3 separate regions of the Mus musculus genome follow, and regions 1 and 2 are each linked to region 3. Evidence: chromatin loops called from intact Hi-C (ENCODE). Cell type or tissue: heart. All regions are shown on one strand. Region 1 holds the start of Zfp974 (zinc finger protein 974). Region 2 has its middle 5.1 kb from the start of Zfp626. Region 3 holds the start of Zfp607b (zinc finger protein 607B).

The links. A loop is a pair of places that touch in the nucleus more often than their neighbours do. Peaks named below come from ENCODE experiments on the same cell type or tissue, not always from the same donor. Only the 100,000 strongest peaks of a DNase experiment are listed, where the experiment ranks them.
Region 1: a loop joins it to region 3, with 9 times the contacts of the local background. A loop is called at or near these places in 3 of 42 quality-filtered maps.
Region 2: it touches region 3 in a loop (4-fold over the local background); 4 of 42 quality-filtered maps call a loop at or near these places.

Annotation. Positions count from the first base shown.
Region 1 is chr7:27,929,295-27,937,294 of GRCm38, reverse strand. Zfp974 (zinc finger protein 974) reads left to right here and starts at 7,837. Exons shown (of 5, transcript NM_001374027.1): 1 at 7,837-8,000. In heart, no CTCF peak of the experiment used is centred here; a DNase peak (open chromatin) is centred at 7,824; H3K4me3 peaks cover 1,220 bases; H3K27ac peaks cover 493 bases; H3K27me3 peaks cover 272 bases.
Region 2 is chr7:27,798,053-27,806,052 of GRCm38, reverse strand. It overlaps a transcript of Zfp626 not described here. Among named protein-coding and RNA genes, the nearest start is that of Zfp626, 5.1 kb to the left of the region's middle. In heart, a CTCF peak has its summit at 4,671 (motif pointing right); a DNase peak (open chromatin) is centred at 1,242; H3K4me3 peaks cover 2,122 bases; H3K27ac peaks cover 2,855 bases.
Region 3 is chr7:27,687,704-27,695,703 of GRCm38, reverse strand. Zfp607b (zinc finger protein 607B) reads right to left here and starts at 6,364. Exons shown (of 6, transcript NM_001112731.1): 1 at 6,218-6,364; 2 at 4,409-4,489; 3 at 3,170-3,222; 4 at 2,096-2,222. The coding sequence starts at 3,202. In heart, a CTCF peak has its summit at 4,441 (motif pointing left); a DNase peak (open chromatin) is centred at 6,293; H3K4me3 peaks cover 2,056 bases; H3K27ac peaks cover 1,836 bases.

The DNA of each region.
Region 1 (8,000 bases), 240 kb before region 3:
ATCAGATTCCTCCTATGTAGTAAATGCAGTTAACATTCTTAAAACAGCTGGGGTAATAAAACCCTCCAGCAGAGTTGCCAATATTTTTCGACAAATACAGTTTGTTTTATTAAATAGAAAATTCCCTGTTTATATTACTCATGTTAGGGCACACTCAGGCCTCCCTGGTCCTATGTCTCTGGGAAATAATTTAGCAGACAAAGCCACTAAGGTTATAGCTGTTGCTCTGTCTTCCCAGGTAAAAGCAGCAAAAGAATTTCATAAGCGCTTTCATGTGACAGCTGAGACTTTACGTCGCCGCTTTGCATTAACTAGAAAAGAAGCTAGAGAGATTGTTACTCAATGTCACAATTGTTGTAAATTTTTACCTGTCCCTCATGTGGGGATAAACCCTCGTGGCGTCAGGCCATTACAGGTCTGGCAAATGGATGTCACGCATTTTTCCTCCTTTGGGAGAAATCAATATTTACATGTTTCTATTGACACCTGCTCTGGTGTAATGTTTGCCACACCTTTAACAGGTGAAAAAGCCTCTCATGTTATACAACATTGTCTCGAGACATGGAGTGCTTGGGGAAAACCCAAACTCCTTAAGACAGACAATAGACCAGCTTACACCTCTCAAAAATTTCAACAGTTCTGTCGCCAGATGGAAGTAACTCATCTGACTGGTCTTCCGTATAATCCTCAAGGGCAGGGCATTGTAAAACGTGCCCATCGCACCCTCAAGTCCTACCTTATTAAACAAAAGGGGGGAATCCAGGAAGTTCTACCCACAGTGCCAAGAGTAGCTGTTTCTATGGCACTCTTCACTCTTAATTTTTTAAACCTTGATGCTCAAGGCCATACTGCGGCTGAACGTCACTGTTCAGAGCCTGACAGGCCAAAAGAGATGGTAAAATGGAAAGATGTTTTGACTGGTCTCTGGAAAGGCCCGGATCCTATATTAATAAGATCCAGGGGAGCTGTTTGTGTTTTCCCACAGGAAGAAGACAACCCATTCTGGCTGCCGGAACGACTGACACGGAGAATTCCGACACCTGAAGATGACTCCCAGATGGATCCCTTGGAAACTACCTCTAGTCCTCGTGCTACCTCTGTGGATTTGGGTTCCTAGTATATTTGGAGAGTATAGATGGGCAATTCTGTCTGCTTTCCCTAAGCCCATGCCTGTTCGTCATAATACAGTTGTTTTTCCCAAGTTTTTTACGACCAATAAAACTTTAGGCCTGCCATACCTACCATTTGACCCTATCTGGGCACCATTGGGAGAAAAACGCTCTTTAAGGGAACGAGGTTCTCTCTGTTTCCAAATTTATGAACTAGGAAATTGTATCAGACTCACCAGCCGAGCTTTGGGAATGTTTTTTAAGTATCGAGGAGGCGTGGTGAAAATAACCCAAGACACTTCCAACAGAGATATAACCCTTACAAATCGGACCTTCTGGCATGAGGCAACTTGGGTTAATGGTACATTTCTACCACCTAACTTTTCAGATAAAGAACGTCCCAATCAACCAAAAATGGCTCCTCATTGTAGCTTGGAAGATGAAGGGCTGATCCTGCCTTGGTCTGATTGTCAATCCTCTGTCACTCGTTGGGCAGATCAGAGTAAAACTTTTTCCTTTTCTCCCAACATGATAGATGACCCAGAGCAGAAATACGTTATGAAAAAGGGACTTTTCATACAGGACTTTAGAATGCATCCTTTTCATAAATGGGTACTTTGTGGGATTAATGGTAGCTGTACAGATCTTAATCCCTTGGTTTTCCTCCAAGGAGGAGCTGCTGAAAAAGCGATTTTTAATGGTATTTCAAAATTTGCTCAGTTTCATCAAGTTCTGTTACCTGATAGAACCATTTATCAAAATTCTACTACTGAAATCACTGGATTTAATAAGACACTGATAAAGCAGACTAATTATTTACCTACTCCAGTTTGTGTGTACACCCCTTTCTTGTTTATTCTTTCCAATGGTTCCTTTGAATCCTGTACTAATGAAACCTGCTGGATGTCACAATGCTGGAGCCTTAAGTGGGCCAGCCGTGCAATGCTTGCCAAGATTCCACGATGGGTTCCTGTCCCCGTGGAGATCCCTTCCACCATAACCTTACACAGACAAAAGCGAGACTTTGGTATCACTGCAGCCGTTGTGGTGGCAATGGCTGCCAGTGCGGCGGCAGCTACAGCTGCTGGAATTGCTATGGCAACATCAGTCCAGTCAAGTACAACTGTCGAGCAGTTGTCCTCCTCTGTGGCAGAAGCCATCGATCAACATTCAGTGCTCAGTGCCCAATTAAAAGGTGGGCTAATGATAGTGAACCAGCGCATTGACCTGGTGGAGGAAAGACTGGAAATTCTGCTCCAATTGGCTCAGCTTGGCTGTGATAAGAAATCAGTAGCCTTATGTATTACTAGTGTCCAATATGAAAATTGGACACATGCAGCTAATCTATCTAAAGAATTGTCTTTGTTTCTTACAGGAAACTGGTCTGAAGGATTTGACGAAAAGCTTGAGGCGCTACGTACAACAGTGATGACGATTAATTCTACGCGCGTGGACCCATCATTGATCGATGGAATCAAAGGACTTTCTTCCTGGATGTCCTCTGTATTCTCACATTTTAAACAGTGGGTGGGAGTGGGCCTGTTTGGTGCAACCCTGTGTTGTGGACTAGTGTTTCTTCTATGGCTGGTATGCAAACTCAGATCTCAACAGAAACGTGACAAGGTGGTAATTGCTCAAGCACTTGCTGCCATAGAGCAAGGCACCTCCCCTGAAATTTGGCTATCTATTCTCAAGAATTAGTTGGCATTTGAGTTCTCTGTCCTTGCATCCCACAAAATTGTGGATACATTGCATTGAGATGAGAGAAACTCAACGATCATTGATCAGTCCGTGCACATTGCTGAGGTTTCCTCATTGCATGTGATAAGGTGATCATGATTTCTCCACTAATTCATTTTTGGCTGGCCTCTTTTGTAGAGTTCACCCTAGGCCATTTAGCAGTTATAGTCACACAACACTGTGGTATCCAAAGACGGGCAACTTTCCTCATACACAGACCAACCTAAGACAATGGGGCCCGGTGGTGATAGGGTTACCCGATAACGGGTAAGGCTGTGACATTGGAGGAACGACCTAAAACAGGGGCCACAGCAGATGGACGTAACTACATAGGCCTAGACCAGCCTCATTTTAATAAATTATAGAGGGGGAGATGTAAAGGGCTGCAATCTACGTGCCGCCACTAGATGGTGCTAAACCTCATTGTGCGCAGCTGCGAGAGCACAGCCAGCCAAAGTCACCAGTCCATCTCCGAGGCTTTTGCCCAACCCCTGGGGGCTTTAACCTATCCCCAGGGTGCATGAGGATCATGGGTGTTGCTACCAGTCCTAGTTTAGACACGTCACCAAAAGTATTTAAGCCACACACTTTCTGAGCTTTCTTTGTCTACCTCAATATGATATAGAAGTAAAAGTTAACCGTGGAAGAATCTGGTGTGTCCTGTGTTTATTTCCCGCGGGACGGGGATAAGCTCGGGATAGGGAGGAATCAAGGAGATACAGCAGGGGAGTTGCTAAGAAGAGACTCTGCCCTGGTTGAAGAACTTCCTGAATCATCAGAGCCAAGCCCTTCTGGGGCTTCCCCAGAGCATTCTGAGATGCCCTGTGGTCAGGACACTGCAGATGCTTATCTCAGAGTGTTTACCCGTTTCCTTCTCAGACAATTTCTCTGTCTGTCTGTCTGTCTGTCTGTCTGTGTATCTGTATCCCTCTTTCCATCCCTCCTTCCTCCTTCCTTCTCCCCCTCCCACCTCCCTCCCCTTTTTCCTTTCTTTCTTCCTTTCTGGTAAGACTCTGAAAATGCAGGCAGTTTTCTGATGTATTCTGTAGCCAAGGATGCCTTTGAACTACTGATCCAATTGGATTGCCCTCCCCAGCACTGGGATTGCACACATGTTCCACCACAAGTCTGCCTGCCACTCAACTCACACTTGTTCTAGGAGGCCAGACCTCGGGTCTCCCAGACTCATGACTGAGGGAAGGAGGAGCTCTGGGTGACAGGTTTTGCTCCCCTCACTTTGTCTGTCTGTGGAGCGGTGATCACTGTGTTCATTCTGCCCTCAGTGACAAGGGCTACAGACACAACAAGACTGATGATGCACACATGAACTCTCAGAGTCCATGCAGCACACAGAGCATGCACAGGTTTACACCAGACAGATTCTCAACAGTGATGGGGTGTGTGTGTGGGGGGGAGGGGAGTAGACATGGGCTCTGACCTCTGACAAGTGAACTCTCTGTTGTTAATATGCACTGACAATGGAAAAATTGTATTTCTCCACTATTGTCTTGCTGGGTATATCAACCACACCTCAGGGCAGACTCCATGCCAGGAGTAACTAGCCAACACAATGATCTCAATTGTATTCTTGTGACATTTTCATTTTAGTTTGCATTGTTTGGAATCGTTTCTTTCTTATTGATCTTTTGCTTTTGCACATCTGTGAGCACACTGACTCCCACTCATACATGCAAAAGTGCACACCACACACACACACACGAACAATGAAAAGAGAAGAGGGTGAGCGTCACTCATTCAGTAAATGTAGTCCCAGGCGATCCAGGACTCCTTGGGATTTAAAGGTCGTTCAGCATTGAGGGGGGGGGAAGGCAGCGGCCCAGGCTCGCTAATTACAATAGGCATACTTCATATTCAGTAGATTCAGGTCTGACATATTTAAAATATAAATATTCAGCCAATTATGGTGGCACACACATGTAATCCCAGCACTCAGGAGGCGGAGGCAACAGATCTCTGAGTTCGAGGCCAGCCTGGTCTGCAGAGGAACACAAAGGACAGCCAAGGCCACACAGAGAAATCTTATGTAGAAAAGACTATAACCAAAATCAAACAAAAACAAAATGAACAGCGGCAACCAAAACTCCCCACAAGAACATGACGGAAGTATGGAAATCAATGTTCATTGTGGAGAGGGGTGGCTCACTCACGGATAGATCTAGAAGAGGGTGGAGGAAGGAAGGGGGAAGGGGATGAAGGGATTTCTCAACACATGCCTACAGTCACCTTCAGAAGCAGGAGAGAAAACTTGGAAAGAAACACAGATGCATCTTTGTGTGAGGAGGAGGGGGAAGCTATGCACACACAGAGCAGGAGACAGAGGTGAGGAGGAGGGGAAGCTATGCACACACAGAGCAGGAGACAGAGGTGAGGAGGAGGGGGAAGCTTTGCACACACAGAGCAGGAGACAGAGGTGAGGAGGAGGAGGAGGGGGAAGCTATGCACACACAGAGCAGGAGACAGAGGTGAGGAGGAGGGGGAAGCTATGAACACACAGAGCAGGAGACAGAGGTGAGGAGGAGGGGGAAGCTTTGCACACACAGAGCAGGAGACAGAGGTGAGGAGGAGGGGGAAGCTTTGCACACACAGAGCAGGAGACAGAGGTGAGGAGGAGGGGGAAGCTTTGCACACACAGAGCAGGAGACAGAGGTGAGGAGGAGGGGGAAGCTATGCACACACAGAGCAGGAGACAGAGGTGAGGAGGAGGGGAAGCTATGCACACACAGAGCAGGAGACAGAGGTGAGAGGAGGAGGGGGAAGCTATGCACACACAGAGCAGGAGACAGAGGTGAGGAGGAGGAGGGGAAGCTATGCACACACAGAGCAGGAGACAGAGGTGTGAGGAGGAGGGGAAGCTATGCACACACAGAGCAGGAGACAGAGGTGAGGAGGAGGGGGAAGCTTTGCACACACAGAGCAGGAGACAGAGGTGAGGAGGAGGGGGAAGCTATGCACACACAGAGCAGGAGACAGAGGTGAGGAGGAGGGGAAGCTATGCACACACAGAGCAGGAGACAGAGGTGAGAGGAGGAGGGGGAAGCTATGCACACACAGAGCAGGAGACAGAGGTGAGGAGGAGGAGGGGAAGCTATGCACACACAGAGCAGGAGACAGAGGTGTGAGGAGGAGGGAAAGCTATGCACACACAGAGCAGGAGACAGAGGCAGAAAGAGCTGAGACTGGGGATGTGGCCTGCAGAACCCCAGGAGGAATTCAAGTGACTGCAGCTAAGGAAACGCTTGTGGTGGACATTAATCTCTAGTTACGTATTCAGCACCACACAGCTCCTGTGGAGAAAATGGAGGGCAATTATCTGATTTTACTTCCATGAAGGATAAGGGGTAGCACTAAGAAAAGAACTGTGATGGAGCAGACTGACCAGAATCACACTGTGGAGAGAAAGGAGGACGGAACACATTGGCATGACAGAAGGCTAAGCATCTTTATAAATGATCCAAAAGCCAGTGGAATAACAAAACAGGAAGCTTTGCAGAAACAGTCACCTAGATATAGCTGGGGACTCCTGGTCTAGTATTAGCCTATGGGATATCTTAAAAATAGATACAGTCTTTAAGTTTCAAAAGTGCAGTAGAAACAAGTGCTGTCACCGGAGTTTTTTGTCTTAGCCATTCTGATTGTTGTAAGGTAGAATCTCAGGTCATTTTGATTTGCATTTCCCTGATCACTAAGGACTTTGAACATTTCTTTAAGTGCTTCTCCATCATTTGGGATTCCTCTGTTGTGAATTCTCTGTTTAGCTCTATACCTTATTTTGTGGTTGGGTTGTTTGGATTTTTGAAGCTTAGCTTCTTGAGTTCTTTATATATTTTGGATATTAACCCTCTATAGGATGTGGGGTTAGTGAAGTTTTGTCCCACTCTATAGGTTGCTGATTTGTCCTGACTACGTCCTTTGCCTTACAGAAGCTTTCCAGTTTTATGAGGTCCCATTTATCAATTCTGGATCTTAGAGCCTGAGCTCTAAGACATTGTTGGTGGGATTGCCAACTGATACAACTACTCTGGAAATCAATCTCGAGGATCCTCAGAAGTTTGGAAATAGATCAACCACAAAGACCCAGCTATACCACTCTTGGAATATACCCAAAAGATGCCCCACCATACCACAAATCCACTGTGTTCATAGAGGTCTTATCTGTGAAAGCCAGAAGCTGGAAACAACCCAGATGTCCCCCAATGGAAAAATGGATACAGAAAATGTGGGTCATTTACATAATGGGATAGTATTTAGCTATTAAGAATGAGGACATCATGAGTTTTGCAGGCAAATGGGTGCAACTAGAAAATATCCTGAGTGAGGTAACTCAGACACAAAAAGAGTAAAAGGCATGTGCCACCATAATCTGAGTGTATTTTAGTTCTTAGACAGGGTTTCACTGGGTAGTCCTCGGTGGTCTCTTCTCACAGACATGCAGCTGGCTGTACCTCCCCATCGCTGGGATAAAAGCCATTGCTACCACGCCCAGCCATGTTTACTATCACTTGATGTCTTGGCCTCTTTATTATCACTGGCAATGTTCTTTGCCCCCAAATCTGCCTCCATTTTATAATCGACTTGAGTTTTCTTTTGATTATGTAAAGATGGTCACTTTGAATCTGCTAGAGTATTTATCTTTAACATATTTTCTGAAGTTAACAGATAGCTGGGTCTGACCTCTTTTCAAATCTAATGTGACAAACCTGTACTTTAGCTTTTAGACCGATTACAGTACTTTCAATGCGACTAGTTTTATTATGAGGATCGTCTAGCCTGTCTAACAGACACAGTACGGTTGTTGCATAGCATGTGGTCCTCAGTCACATTTTCTATCTAGAGCATCCCTGCCTTTTTAAGGGCGAGAAAATCAGTTCCCCGCAGAACCGGAAGTAACTTTTACTCAAAGGAGGGCGCCTCCCCTTTAAGCGCGCACCCCCGTGGGAACTCCCACAAACCACTGGGCTCCGCTCGCAGATCTGGCATCCCCGCCCCCAAGAGCCGGGCTTCACGGGGGCTTTGCTGGTGATAACTGCATTTTTTAGGGTCACCACGCCGAAACTAGCGCATAGGCTTTTGGTGTTCTGGTGCCGCTAATGCGGAAGGTCCGATCTTTGTGGTCGGCGGAAGAAATTTCAG
Region 2 (8,000 bases), 110 kb before region 3:
CAATAAAATGTCAGCCACACAGCAGACACTCAAGAGGTACGTTGTGAAACACGGTGACATGACTAATAGTTTGTAAAGACTAAGAGAGTAGGCAGTAAGTGTATTCACTACAAAACTGTTATGAATTTAGTCATTCCAGAGCACACATAGAATCCAAAATATCATACTGTACTAATACCAAAACAAAACAAACACACATACACACAAACAACAACAACAACAAAAACCCTAACACTAACCTCTGAAGGTTCCTGTCTATAACATCTTAAGAGGTCGTGACTGTAAACAAGTCAAGGGTCACTGAAACGATACTATGAATACTAAGTGGAAAGGGAAGAAACAATGAGGGGACGCAATGGTGGAGGTATGAATCTGCACATTCCTTCTTCATGTAGTGACAATTACATATTCTAAAACTTCAACCTCATTTCTCAAACATTAAGAGCAAACTCGCAGCCGGGCGTGGTGGCGCACGCCTTTAATCCCAGCACTTGGGAGGCAGAGGCAGGCGGATTTCTGAGTTCGAGGCCAGCCTGGTCTACAAAGTGAGTTCCAGGACAGCCAGAGCTACACAGAGAAACCCTGTCTCAAAAAACCAAAAAAAAAAAAAAAAAAAAAAAAAAAGAGCAAACTCGCTGTTGAATCTTAGGAAGCAATAATGTTCTCATGGGTCTCGAGCCCTCCTTTGGAATAACTGTCTACTCGGGGAGCCTGAGTAAGCACGAGATCTCAGACTATATCCGAGAGCATCCTCAGTGAGCACTTTCCTTCACTTCCCTCAACACTCACAATGGCTACAGCTCTGAGAAAATCGTGGAACTCAGCAAGTAGCTGCCCTCCCAGGCGACCCTCGGAGGCACTTCCAGCCTCAAATGCTCGTCTCAAGCTCCTCTGAACCTCTGGCAGACTCCGCACCTGACCTCTCCTTACTGAAGTTTGGTCCTCTGTGTAGTCCCAGTGGCCAAGGAAAAAACAAAAACAAAAACAAAAAAACGACGGGGCAGAAAGCGACAAGCACAGAGACACAAATAATGCAGGTATATATACACAGACACACAGACATACACACACACTCACTCATATATCAGCACCCCCACACCACCCTCCACACCCACACCCAGCCCGATGAGTCCGGCCTTACTCTGTGAAGACTTAGACCAAACTGGTTTCTTCAACGACCATAAATGTCAATTTCCGCGGTGCCCACGCACGACACCGGAATTGGATCCCTTACTTCCGGCGCGGTGGACCCTGGGAAATACAGTCCTGGCGACGGAACTCCAGGAAGCACGGTACTCTGAAGTTCAAGGAGCTCCGGTCCTGCTACTTGGAGCAGTCCACCTGGGAGCTGCGCAGGGTGGTTTCAGGGACTTTGCAAAAGGGCGCAGGCTTTGAAGCTCCCTGATTTGTGTTCAAAAGATACTTCCAGGTTCTGAGCGTAACTGATTTTCTCTTCTGTGGAGGACAGAGGAGCCCAAGTTTTAAATGCAGATTAGGAAGTAAGGTCAGGTCGGGATGTAAATGACTTGATTCCGCTTTGCCTGAGCCCCACTGAGTGGGATTCACCCTCATTGTGCTCCGTTAGGGACTATGGTAAATTTGAAAACCGAACTAAAGAATTGGTTGGTTTAACACGTGGGAAGTCTACATCAGCGATTTCAAGGAGACAGATGTTCTGGACCCTCCCTGGCTTCAGTATCCCTGTTAATTTAGATTTAAAACAAACAAACAAACAAAAAACCGTGGCTGTGTATCAACAGAACTGTGTCCGAGAGACAGTCATTTACCCCATCTTGAAGAATGAATGAGTAGCGCATAAAGGGATTCTAAATACACAAGTAGGCTTCATTTTTGTAGGAAACACCTATTTTTGTTTTAACATGACACTGTTAAACTTCCAAAATCACTTGTGTTTCTTCTTATATTTACGCACAACTTTTTCATTCCAGAGCATGATAGAAAACAAATTTCAAGATAATAGACGTTCCTACTAAGACCATTAATCATATTAAATGTATTTATTAAAAATGGTCCAAACGTTAAAGTATAGGTTGTCAGATGAGATTTGACAACAAGTCAGACCCAACCATGTATTAACTAGTAAAATATGTTAAAGTTAAATACACTAGCAAATTAAAGTGATCATCCAGCCGGGCGTGGTGGCGCACGCCTTTAATCCCAGCACTCCAGAGGCAGAGGCAGGTGGATTTCTGAGTTCGAGGCCAGCCTGGTCTAAAAAGTGAGTTCCAGGAGAGCCAGGGCAATACAGAGAAACCCTGTCTCAAAAAAACAAAACAAAACAAAACAAAAAACCCAAAAAAAAAAAAAAAAAAAAGAAGAAGAAAAAGAAAAAAAAAAGTGACCATCCTAATAATAGTAATAATAGTTAAAAGAAGAGTCAAGTTGATTTGATAATTGAGGCACACTGGGGACACACAACACTACCAAAGGGTAATGTTAATTACCAGAGGGTAGGTAATTAATCTATTGAAAATAAATTTGGCTGGGTGTGGTACCAAATGCTTTTAATCCCAGCAGTGGGGAGGCACAGCCAGGTGGATGTCTGTGAGAATGATGCCAGCTAGGACTACACAGTGAAACCCTGTCTAAGAATTAATACATATTCCAAGCATACTCCTAATAGCATATTTCAAACATGGAGGGAAAAGCCTGCTCAAACAATGAGGAATATCAGCCAAATCCACTGTCACAAACAAATGTTTTCAATCTCAATAACTGATGGAACAAACCCAGAACAGCAACAGTGCCTAGTCAAATTGCACAGCAAATCAACTGTGAAAGCTGTCAGAATCAAAATGGAGACAACCTTTAATGGAATCAGGCTGCTCACGCACGACACTGGAATTGGATCCCTTACTTCCGGCGCAGTGGACCCTGGGAAATACAGTCCTCATGTCGGAACTCCAGGAAGCATTTAAATGAAGGGTGTTCCTGTAGACACACACCTATAGCAGAAATGCCTATTATCTAGAGATGCTTTTAATTAAAGCTTTCTTTTCTTAAATGCTTTCTTTTTTGGTAAAACTAAAACTTTATATATTTTCTACTGAACTTTTAAAAATTAAAGATTACATCTATTTTTAAGATACTTCACGGTCTGATTACTAAAGTAGAGACCATAGGCAAGGAGTCCCTCTCCACACCCAGATGACTGCTTATGCAAAGCTTTCTGGTTTGTTTTATTCTCAATCTAATGACTATTAAGTATGCCTATAGTAATCAATGGGCCTGGGTTACTGCCTTTCGTCCCAATCTATGCTGAAATCTCTTTAAATCCCATGAGGTTCTGGGTGGCCTGTGACAATGCCACTTACTGAGAGAGTGCTGTTCATTCCCTTCTTCATCTTCTTTTCTTCTAGTTTTTATGTGAGTGTAGTGTGCCTGTTTAGATGTGTGTGGGAAGTGGTGTACATGCAGATGCATACAAGTGAATAAGGCTTTATGACCTATAGGACAGAAACTAAAATACCAAAACAACACAAAATGAAGCAAAAGGTCCACACAAATGCCACTGAGTTTATTTTGTGTTGGCCAATTATTTCTGGGCATGTGGCCTGTCCTCGGGTATGGTGGATATACCCAGTGAGGCTGCATTGGAGAAAACTGTATTCTCTGCAAGTTCTTCCTTATACGCAATGAAAGAACAACCTATTTAGCTGGATATGGAAGAACCTGCAATCCCAGCATCCCAGAGCTGGAAAGAGTGAGGCAAGAGAGCCAGGAGTTCAAGATCAGCCTGAGCTACAGGATGAGACCTGTCTTGCAAAGCAAGCAAGCAAGCAAGCAAGCAAGCAAGCAAGCAAGCAAGCAAGCAACATAGAAAGTTAGAAGGAGGAAGAAAGAAAAGTGGGGCTGCAGACTGGATCAGCATTTGAGAGTGAGCACTGCTCTTATATAGGACCCCAGTTTGGTTCCTAGCACTCATACTGAAAGGCTCTCAACTGCCTGTCACTTCATCTCCTGGAGATCCAGTGTCATCTTTTGGAATCTGTAAGCACCCACACTCATGTGCAGAGACCACACACACATAAACACACACATAATCCAAATGTCCCTCTTGGTGGGTTAGTTTGCCATCTTCATTCAGATATTTCATTTGTCCAATTTTCATGCAAAGTATGGTATAGTACAAGAGACCAGAATCAAATAGATAGATGTTCCAAGTGATGAAGTGGACCATATTCAGGGTCACCAGAATAGGCAACCTGGTGTGGGGTTGAGAGTCTAAGCAGATGTTCCAGGATATTTGATCACATTATGAGCCTCAAGATTGTGACCTGGAAAAACCTTGTGGTGTGGCTCAGCCCTAGCACACACCTCTAATCCAAAAGCTAAAAGTAAAGTCAACCCTAGATCAAGAGGCAGAACAACCAATAAGATGACAGGGAGTTAACCTAAGAAAGCAGAAAGGAGGGGCATTGAGTAAAAGGGTATTTAAGACAGCATGGAGAAGAAGAAATCGCTTTTTCCTTCGGGGACATTGGTGGAGTAGAAAGGATAGCTGGGTGCTCGCACCAGCTCTCAGAGCTAGGAGACCTTCAACCCAGCATCTGGCTCCTAAGTCTTCATGGGTAAATGAACTTTGGGGATTTTATTTTATTCTATTTTTTAAGATTTATTTGTATGAGTGCTCTATCTGCATGTACACCTGCATGCCAGAAGAGGGCATCAGATCCCATTATAGATGGAAGTGAGCCATTATGTCCTTGCCAGGACCTCTGGAAGAGCAGCCAGTGCTCTTAACCGCTGAGCCATCTCTTCAAGCCAGGACTTTGTTTTTTAAAACAACAACCAAATGAAATTATCTGGGTGTGTTGTTGGGTGTGGGAATCCAAATTAAGCATGTCAGGACCATTCATATGGGTAGGTTAAAAGGGTGATGTAAAAACCCAAAAAAAGTGAAGAATGAAAGCTAATGTGTTAGGGTGGCAGCAAAGGATGGGTTTGTGTTTGTGTTTGTTTTGTTTTGTTTTTGTTGTTACAGAATGCTAACAGAAGTGGTCCAGGAATTAAGATGTAAAGGCAATGGGAACCACGCTCCTCTGACCTAGAAAATATACACAGAAAGGGAAGAGTCCTGAACGAGGCTTGTGATGTCAGATGAAAGCTCAATGAGACAGCATGGATCATGGCTTTTCTATATGAGTAGACAAGAATGTATCAGTGGCCGGTCCAGAGGACAGCAAGCTCTGTCTTCAGCTCACAGGGCTCTGGTTTCCAAGGCTGGCCTGGCTTCTGCCTGGTGTTTCCCTGCTCAGCAGGAGGTGAAGTTCTAAACAACCCCATGGGGCCTTGTATATTACCTATTACCACATAAGTCTCTACACCTTGAGATTTCCAGAGAAAAGGGCCGGATGTCTGAGCAATACTGCAGGTAAATTTGTGAGGCAAGTCCAGGGGCCATGTCCCTAGCCAGCTACAATATTGGCAGTTACCAGGGCTCGGGGCGTGGGGTGGGGGTGGGGGTGTAGAGTGGCTTGTAAGCAGGCCCTGTGGACATGAAAGCAGGAGGGCCAGCAGGCAGACCAGCTCAGATACCTCTCAGGCCCAAATCCAGGGTTTTGACTTGGCTCACCCTGACATCTAACCCATTGATGAACTGCTGGAGCGCATGATTAGGCTGTTCCTACAGATCCAAAGCTACAGGCTCTCTGTGACACAGCGAGACAAAAGAGTACTAAGAGGAGTCCCAGTGAAGTTCCAGTATTGATAGTATAGCAGAAGCCAGGGGCCTCATACCAGACCAAGGAGTCATTACAATGAACATTTGCAAGCAAAGAAGTGTGGACAAGCTGGGCAGTGGTGGCACACACCTTTAATCCCAGCACTTGGGAGGCAGAGGCAGGCAGATTTCTGGGTTCCAGGCCAGCCTGATCTACAGAGTGAGTTCCAGGACAGCCAGGGTTACACAGAGAAACCCTGTCTCAGAAAGAAAAAAGAAAAAAAAAAAAAAACAGTGTGGACAAAGGGATATACTGTGAGACAGACTTTGACACACTACAGTTTCCATGAGATTTTTTTTTTCTCCTTTTCGGGGAGGTCACAAGGGTGGAGGGTGAGTACAAGACAAGGAAGAGATGAATGGAATTTGAATACCTGATGTGAAACACACACACACTCACACACACACACACACACACTAAATAAATTAAAAAATAAAAATAAATAAAAAATTGAGATAGAGAGATGGGGAGAGGGAGTTATCAGACTTAGGCCCTCTGCTTATCTATTGAGATGCAACTCTCTACACCGCTCCAGCACCTGCCTGCTTACTGTCATGCTAAGCAGGAACTTTGTTCTTTCAGTTTATTTACTATGAAAATTAAACATTAATTTAAGCATTAGACATCCAAGAGAAGGAAACATCCTTCATATAATGAATACCTAATAATAACTAATACCTCTAGGCTTTCATTTTATGTATCTATTTTAGATTGACTTCTTTTATATATGAGAGTACACTGTCGCTGTCTTCAGACACACCAGAAGAGGGCATTGGGTCCCATCACAGATGGTTGTGAGCCACCATGTGGTTGCTGGGAGTTGAACTCAGGACCTTTGGAAGAGCAGGGCTCTTAACCTCTGATCCATCTCTTCAGCCCCTACCTCTGGGATCTTAAACAGCATTTGCTTAGTGCTTTATTGCAAGTGTTTTCTACTAGATATTGGGCTTCTTTTACGTTTCTTCCTTTATGATGGGACCATTGATATTCAGTTATTCCTGCTATTAGGAAAAACCAAAAATCATCTCCCATGAAGGGACTTCTAATACTGAGTTATTCCCATTATGAGGGAAATACAAAAAACAGTCAAACACAAATGGAGCAAACAACAAGAAAATTCTAAGTTCAGGGCCAGCAGAGCTCACTGTTGGCTCACTCTGCAGCAGCAAAGCCCTGCCCTGCAGTCTTGGAATTCAGGTGCACTGCTGAGTCCTGGGCAGAAAGAGCCGACAGGCAGTAAGAGCCTTTCTTCTTCCTCTATTCCTACAGCAAAGAGATTGTCTCTCCTTTTATTTTTTTTGTTTCTAGAGTCTTTCTATTTCTAGGCCTTGAATAAACATTTCCCTTCTATCAGAAAAACAAAACAAAACAAAACAAAAACCCCTTTCTCTTTTTTAATTCTTTGTCTCAGAACCCTCCCTATGTATATCTGCAATATTTGCTATAATTGCACTGTTAATGTTGTGTTCTATAAAAATAAAGAGAGAAGGAATGTGTTTGGTGGAGGAGCAGTCAAGTGTGGGGGAGGGGTGCCTCTGTGGGCCCATGCTGAGGCACCCCTTCCCCCTGAGGGACCAGGGCATGGGAAGAGAGGCTGAGGAAGGAGAGAGAGGGGGGGGGGCAGGCCATGAGCATGGGGCCGGGGGCGGGTTGGAGGGAGAGAGGGAGGGGAATGGGGAATGAGGGGGGTCAGGAGCAAGAGAGCAAGAGATAGAGGAGAGGGCAAGCAACCCTTTTAATAGTGAGTCCGGCATGCCTGGCTGTTGCCAGGCAACTGTAGGGTGGAGCCTAGACAAAATGCCAACAGTTAACCCTTTTCCTTTCAATGAGTATTTTAGCAACTGTGCATACTCCTGAGCTGGGGAATCCCATGAGTCCCTGACAAATCCTGCGGTCCTGCTTACCCTCTGAGTGCACATTATTTCCAGTCCTGGAGTTTCCGGATCTCTCTTTTATCTGAGCCTCACAAAGCTGGGCACCAAGGGTAGATGATCTTCTTTACCATGGGTGATTGAGTGAAAGAACAGGGACACTGCAGGATGAATAGGGCTTCTGAGAACAGGGTGCATTAGTCTCTAAAGGACTGCAAACCACTTTATAGAGGCCTCTTTATTACACAGAAGTTATTTTTACCAAGTATCAAAACCTCTTTTCTGATCTAGAGCTTGTCTTCAAGGGACAATTACCCATGCAATTGCAATTTGCAGCCACAGGAGGCTTCCTTGTTTACCAAGTTTGTCTGAGGACTAAATCGTG
Region 3 (8,000 bases):
GTAAGTACACTGTAACTGTCTTCAGACACACCAGAAGAGGGCATCAGATCTCATTACGGATGGCTGTGAGCCTTACCATGTGCTTGGTGGGAATTGAACTCAGGACCTTTGGAAGAGCAGTCAGTGCTCTTAACCACTGAGCTATCTCTCCAGCCCTGTTTTAATTTTCAAAATGCGTGTGATTTTGAGTTTTGTGGTTATAGTATTCCTCTGGGAGAGAGGCCAAAATAAAGGTTTTCCTGGTTAATGGGTCAAGGATATGCTGATTTGGGAGAAACGTTTTGTCTTTGCATTTTTAGAAAAGATGATTAGTGTCTATACACCTTCCAGAGGAATATGGATCAGATACGATGAAGGAAGACCCCTTGAGGCACCTAGAGCTCACTGAGAGGACCAACAAGGTGTGGGCAGGCAGGGGCTTCATGAAGCTCCTATTTGGGACCAAAGAAATCTCAAACTATTGCTTTGGGAAGAAGGAGGAACTGAGTTGTGGACTTAAATTCATTTTATTTCCTTCATATGGAAATGTCTGTCTGCATGGATGTTTGAGCACCACATGCTCACATGGTGCCCATGGAGTCCAGAAGAGGACATTAGTTTTTCTCCTGGAACTGGAGTTACAGACAGTTTTGAGATGGTGGTGGAAATTGAACCCAGGTCCTCTGCAAGAACAATCAGTTTTCTTAACCACCAAGTTATCTCTCTAGCCCACATGCTACAGACTCTGGTCGAGTCAGCTTGACAGGCCGAGAGGCCTGGAAGCCACTCACGAGGCAAAGAGTTTCACGGAAACTCACTCCTGGAGTCTGGCGTTCTCTCTAAACCATACATTAATATTCCATTCCCGCGTTAGTCTGGTGTATGGATCCACGTGCTCTTTTAGTATTATCCTATTATAAGTGCCTTTTAAGATTGAATTCTGACATAGCTAAGCCTTCACCAGTGTTCCAATGTCCTGGAAAGTCCTTGAGCTGACCATGGGCTTGGAATTCAGTAAGAATGTTGCTATTCAGTGACATTCAGAATTGCCTCTGACATTACACTATCACTTTGAATAAAAGCTAGGTCACTGCCCTACACAGGAATTTACCATCTTCTAGGAAGAAGGAAGTTTGAGACCTAAGGAGGAACCAGAGTAGATACTTAGAACTATAGATAGCTAAGTTACACCCATACTCATGTATTTACAATGGCCTAGGGGGAATGTAGGCTATACAATAGACTAAAATAAGAACTATGGCAAGGGCACGAAGCCCTTGACCCTGGCTTCTAAGATTAAGTGAATCTTAGGTGGAGTTCCTTTTGATCCCAGTTGTTAACAATGAATTCTATGCCAGGTGGTTTCTGTTAGACCTTCTGTGTTTGCATTCCTCTGTTTTGTGTAAGACTCCAGTAACCTCTTTGTACCTTGCTGGTGTGTCACCCAACTTCCCTATTTTCTTCTGTATAAAAAGTTTGATGCTCGATTTGACAAATTACATTCAGACTCTACACAACCTCTCCTGTGTGCATCTGTCTGTCATTCCATCCGACACTTTGCCCACCTGTCCCAGAGACCCGTTCCACACAGACAAAGGGATCCAGAGGGTCTGAGGCACCCACAATTATATTTATTGATTTATTTCTTTACTTTCTTATTTCATTTAAATAGTTTGTTTTGTTTGAAACAGGGACTCAGCATATAGACTAGACTAGCCTGGAACTTACTTTGTATCTGAGTGACCTGGAGCTCACAGCAATCTTGTTGCATCAGCCTTCAGAGTGAAGGAATGACAGGCATGGGACACCAAACCCAACTTCAATTAAACATTAAAAGACAGCCATGGGGCTGGTGAGATGGCTCAGCAGGTAAGAGCACCTGACTGCTCTTCCAAAGGTCCTTAGTTCAAATCCCAGCAACCACATGGTGGCTCACAACCATCCGTAATGAGATCTGACGCCCTCTTCTGGTGTGTCTGAAGACAGCTACAGTGTACTTACATATAATAAATAAATAAATCTTTAAAAAAAAAAAAGACAGCCATGAGTTTTAATTCACATGAAGAAAGCCCACAGTATAGAGGACACATCCCCCATTCATGGGCCACAGGCTTACCCACTGCGACCAGGTTGCTGTAGGTCTCCAACATTATGTTCCTGTATAACACCTTCTGAGTAGCATCCAGGCAGGCCCACTCCTCCTGAGAGAAGTCAACAGCCACATCCCTAAATGTCACTGACCCCTGAAAGAGCAAACACAAGGAGAGTGAAACTGGGGAAGCTTTCAAGATGGAAACCAGAAGGGAAAGGACTCAAGCGTGGGAAGGGAGCCATAAGGAAATGCTCAAGGCACCTGACTGCACGAGCCCCCCATAAACGACGACTGTGCCCACCTACATAGCCAATACCTGTGCCTCTCCACTCCACCCACATCCCTCAGGTTATACCCACGGAAGGAAAATGTCACCTGGGGTCAGGGTAAATTACATAAGGAATGCTGTGAGTCCTTGAGTTTATTATGATATCAGGTGATATTAAGAGAATGATTTTTGTAAATTATGTAAAAGTCCATAAGCATACCATATAGGAGTCCATATTATATGCATATTAGGTTTAATCTTTTCTACCTACTTTTTAAAAAATACTTTCTAGGTGGCAAGTGTGTCTCAGGTCTTCCCTGACTCTGGAGACTGCAATCACCTCCCTATCACAGACTGGATGACTTTTCCCTCTGATTACTGAACTCTCTCCCTCCTAAAGCCTCCTAGAGCAGGTCACCTCATCACACACCCACAGGGGACATTCATCCACACATACTGGGTCATCAGCCTGACAACACCTCAGATGTTAGTCAGATTTCCCAGGGCAGTCACATGAGACCATCCCCTCAAAGCTCTGAAGCCCTCAAGACCCCTGTTTCCCTGTGGGACTGACACCTCCACTGCAGGGACAGTCCTCCCTGAGCACAGACCAAGCAGAGAGCACACGTGGAGGAATGCATTCAAAGTCAACCGCAGTGCCAGCTGGGAAGAGGCACAGACAGGAAGTGCTCAGACCTGCCAGCCCTCACTGGAAAGGGGCAGACTGGGCTGGGGGAATCCGGATCCTTGGGAAGCTTCAAGAGGGAAAGAGGGCAGGAGTCACATAACCTGAAGGTCGCCCTATGTCAAAGAGAAAAATGCCAACTTACACAGACCATGTGTTGAGAACTGGAGCTGGCCATTCTTCTTCAGGCTTCCTCCCCTGGGGGACAAAAAGAAAGCCATTCACTGCATTGTGACTTGATGTTCCCAAACTGGCTTCTGTCACTATGATGTCATCGACTACATTTATTTCTCAAGCCTCCCCACTCACTCTCTCCCCTCCCACCACTCACAGCCTCCCACACACAAATTGAAAGCACACAGGAGTCTACACAAAGCCGATCCCCCCCAACCCAGACAACCCACTGCCAAGGGGGCAGTGTGGGAGTGCAGGGCACAAACATGTCTGCCTAGAACTTCCTCCAGAAGAGGCCAGCAGAAGGGACCCATCTTCCACCCTGAGCTCCAGCTCGCCCTGCACCTGGGCCGCTCCTCCTACTGTGCGCAGATCTCAGATCTTCACACTGGAACCCCACCTATCAAGGCTCACAGGGGCTCACGGCATCCAGGTGGCCCCTCCTGTGTAAACTCAGGGCTGAAGCACAGCGAGGCTGGAGGGGCTGCAGCTGCAGTGCTCAGGCAGTGTCCAGCATTCTGTGTTCACTGTTAGTGAATGGGACTGTGCACCATGGACCACTCTCCTGAGAACCTTCCCTCATCTATGATAACGCTTATGTCGTCTCAATGAAGCCATGATCCTTTATGGAGATAATTAGCTGTAATTAGATGTGGTAGCAGGGGTGTATAATTCCAGAGGCAGAGACAAGAAACTTGTTCAAAGACCCAGTCCAAATATGATCTAAGTGAGTTCTAGGGCAGCCTCTATCTGTGGTGCTGGCAAACTGAGTATTAACATTCGTGAGAATGACATCCTAATGTCTTCTGTCACGCCACATCCAAAAGTCAACTCAAAACAGAAAAAAAAATTAAAATTTGAAATTAACACTCATAGCAAAAAATATACAGGGAAGCCTCCAGGACCGTGGACATATTGGGCATTACTCAAACTTCCTGGTTAAGGATCGGGCAAGCCGGAAATAGACATTTCCCCAAAGGGAACATCAGTATGGCCAGTCAGAGATGCAAGAAACTAATCATCAGAGAGAGAGAGAGAGAGAGAGATAAAGTTGCCATCAGAGGCCTCCTCACGCCTGTCAAGAGTGTCCATTATTGGGGAGGGGGGGGGGCTGCAGAAATGGCCCAGTGGTTTTAGATCACTTTATGCTCTTGCAGAAGACCTGTGTTCGATTCCCAAGATTCACATCCTGTCTCACCAAAGTCCCTACCTCCAGCTTCAGGGGAGTTGGCGCCCTCTTCAGGCCTCTCAAGGCACATGCATGGTGCGCACAGGTCTGGTGGGCACAACCCTCAAGAACAAAAGATAGAAATACATCTTGTTAAAATTAGTATCTAGTATCAGAAAGAAAATATAACGTGGAGCACATGGAGGAAAACTCACACTACTGGAAGGAATGTAAATTCATACAGTCACTGTAAACAGTGAACTCCCACCTGATCCATCCATCCATCCCACTATGGAGTGGAAACCAAAAAAAGGAAATAACATCAGCATCAGCAAGAGACATTTACACTCCCACCGCTCTTCCAGCATCATTTCCATAGCAGTGATACGCGACCTCACCAGCAGACGAATGGACCAAGCACATGGAGGATGGGGCTCACGCACAGTGAATCATTTACTACAAAATGGATGCACACATGCAATACGCTAAAGAGGAAGGCAAGCACGGGGGATGGTGATGGCTCAGGGGTTGAGAGCCACTATGGCTTTTCCAGAGGACCGAGTTCAGTCTCCTGACAGCTACAGTGCCTGGAACTCAAGCTGCAGGGAAGCCTATAGCTCTGGTTTCCAGAGGCACCTGTGGTCATGGACACATAACCCAACATACATAACTTTGAAGACAAATACTTCATCTTTAAACAAAAGACAGACCCCCATGGTCTCAGTCATGTAGAATCTGAAGCTGTTTTCTCCTAGGAACAGTAAGATGCCGGTTACTGGGGTTTGAGTGGCGGAGGCTGGATGTGCAGCATCGGGGTCGAGAGTGGGAGGTAGATCTATACCATAAGCGAGAGAGTTGGGAGATGTGTCATGAAACATGGTGACTGGGATTAATAGTTTGTAAAGTCTTAGAGAGTAGATGGCAAGTGTACTCGTGACAAAAATATAAGTTAGATGAAGTCCTTCAGTGCTATCACTTTCCCACTCCCGAAATCCTCACAAGCGAACAGACCATCTATCGACTGCATTCTTTTCCTGTCTTGTGATGCCATGGAAATAGAAATCAGATGTAGAACAGCAGCGTTTGAAAGCCCTAATGCTAACCTCTGTAGGTCCCTATGGAAAACAGCTTGGGAAAAAGATGGGATTGTCGACAGAAGACATCAAGGGTCACTGAAATGATAATGTGAATACTAGCTGGAACGGGAGGGGACACTAAGGACAATAGTGCAGTTGTAAATTTGCATGCTCCTGCTTCATTTCCTAACAATTCTATATTCTAAAACTAAAACCTCAGTTCTCAAACCGAAAAGAGCACTCACTCTTGAATCTTAGATGGGTAGCGATAATATTTTCATTATTCTCCAGCCTCCCTCTTGAATAATGGCCTAAGCAGGGAACCCGAGTATACATGAGATCGCAGACTACATTTGAGAGCATCCTCAGTGAGAACTTTCCTTCTCTTCCCTCGATATTCAGATTCGGCAGAGCTCTGAGACAGTCACGGAGCTCAACAAGTACCCTCCCTCCTAGACGACACCCCCGTCCTTAAATTATAGCCCTAAGCTCAAGTCTGAGCCTCGGGGAAAGCTTCCCTTCAGACCCCGCACCTGACCTCCCCTTACTGAAGCTTGGTCCTCTGCTTTAGTCCCTGTGTCCCTGAGAGAAAGCAGGAGCAGACAGCGACAAGCAAAGAGACACAGATTATGCAGAGAGCTCAAGGTGTGTATACAGTTAGACACTGACAGACACACACGCACATACACACACGTACACACACCACAGTTCCTACACGCCCACACATCAACACCCATTCGCCACACCCACACCCGCCTGCGGTCTCCCGCCTTACTCTGTGGAGGCCAACCAGTGACTTCTGATTCCCACCTGACCATCCGGGGTAGCTCCGCCTGCACACCAGAAGTTATCTACTTCCGACCCTATGCTGCCTGGGAAATGTAGTCCCCTTGTCCCAAACTACAAGAAATATAATGCTTCATAGTTCTGGGATATCCCAGCATGCAACCTGGGCCAGCCCATCTGGCAGCTGCGCCCTGTGCTTTGTGGGAGTTCCCAGGGATGGTGCCCTTCTCTCTCTCTCTCTCTCTCTCTCTCTCTCTCTCTCTCTCTCTCTCTCTCTCTCTCTCTCTCTCTCTCTCTCTCTCTCTCTCTCTGTGTGTGTGTGTACTTCCGGGTTCTGTGAGTAACTGGGTTTCACCCCTGTGGAGAAGACAGGTGAGCCTAAGTTTTAAACGCAGGCTAGGAAGTAAAATTGGATCGAGATGTAATTGAATACGCTTTGCCTGAGACCCACTGCAGGGTTCCACCTCGCTGTGCTCTGGTGGGACTTTGTCAGTGTTCTGGGTTTTTCTGAACGATCAAAGAAAGAGGGACACTGCAGAATGAATTTAGGCTTCCCAGAAGCAGAGGGATCCATTCTGGTGAGCTGAACTAAACGGCTAACAGCTTCGCAGGAGGGCTTTTGTGATTGTTACACAAAGGACCTTTTAGCAAGTCAATTCCCGCATACCCAAATCTCATATCAGATCTCAACGAACCATAAGGTAAGTAAACAGAATCATAAAAATTCCAAGTTAAAAAAAAAAGAAGAAGAATTCCAGGTTTGCCGGGAAGACAGCTTATGGGAGTCTGAACTTTTCTTCACAGCAACCAGAAGCCACAGTATACACCAGCTTCAAACACCTTGTTCCCAGCCCCCATTTGCCTAAGATGGCATATCAAATCTTCAGTATGCGCCTGTCCTGCTGAGGAAGTTGTTGAACATGTCCCGTTACACAGCGGCATTGTGGCTGTCCCTTAGTCTGCTCAGGACACCCGATGAAGAACCCTCTTTAGCGCTCAGATTTCACATCCTCGGTTGGACCAATAGGCCATCTACAGAGCCAGATCTATGGGGAAACCGTGCATCTGAAACCCACTATACAGACAGTGCTGTGGCCACAAAGGCACCGGCTGCTGCAGTCGGGAGCTCACGGAAGTCTCCATCCCACTAAGCCCACGGGAGCACCTGAGTTTGAGATGAACTGTGGTCAGAATGGTTTTGTGCCCCGTGGAAAGGTTATCCTTGGGGTTTTCAAATGGTCATTTCTCTGCCCTCACCTCTTGTTTCTATCTGAAAATGACATTGTAATACTTAGATTTTTTAAAAAAAACTCTCGTGTTTCAAGTTCTATAAACAAAATCTTACCATTTGTTCTCTGCCCTGACAATAAATGCAGATTGCCCAAAGGCTGGGCAGAGAGAAAACAGGGCAGCACGTCTCCCAGCCAGGGGGAGGAATGAGAGAGGGAGTTTCAGATCACCAGGAGGAGGAGAGGGTCTGAAAAGATGCCATGAGAAAAAAACATCTGAATCCCAAAGAACCAGATCTGTGATAATATGCAAGCAACGTGGGATGGAGCAGGTAGCCAGATTAGGATTAATAGATCAATAATTGCCCAGATTAGGATTAATAGATCAATAATTGCCCAGATTAGAATTAATAGATCAATAATTGCCCAGATTAGGATTAATAGATCAATAATTGCCCAGATTAGGATTAATAGATCAATAATTGCCCAGATTAGGATTAATAGATCAATAATTGCCCAGATTAGGATTAATAGATCAATAAT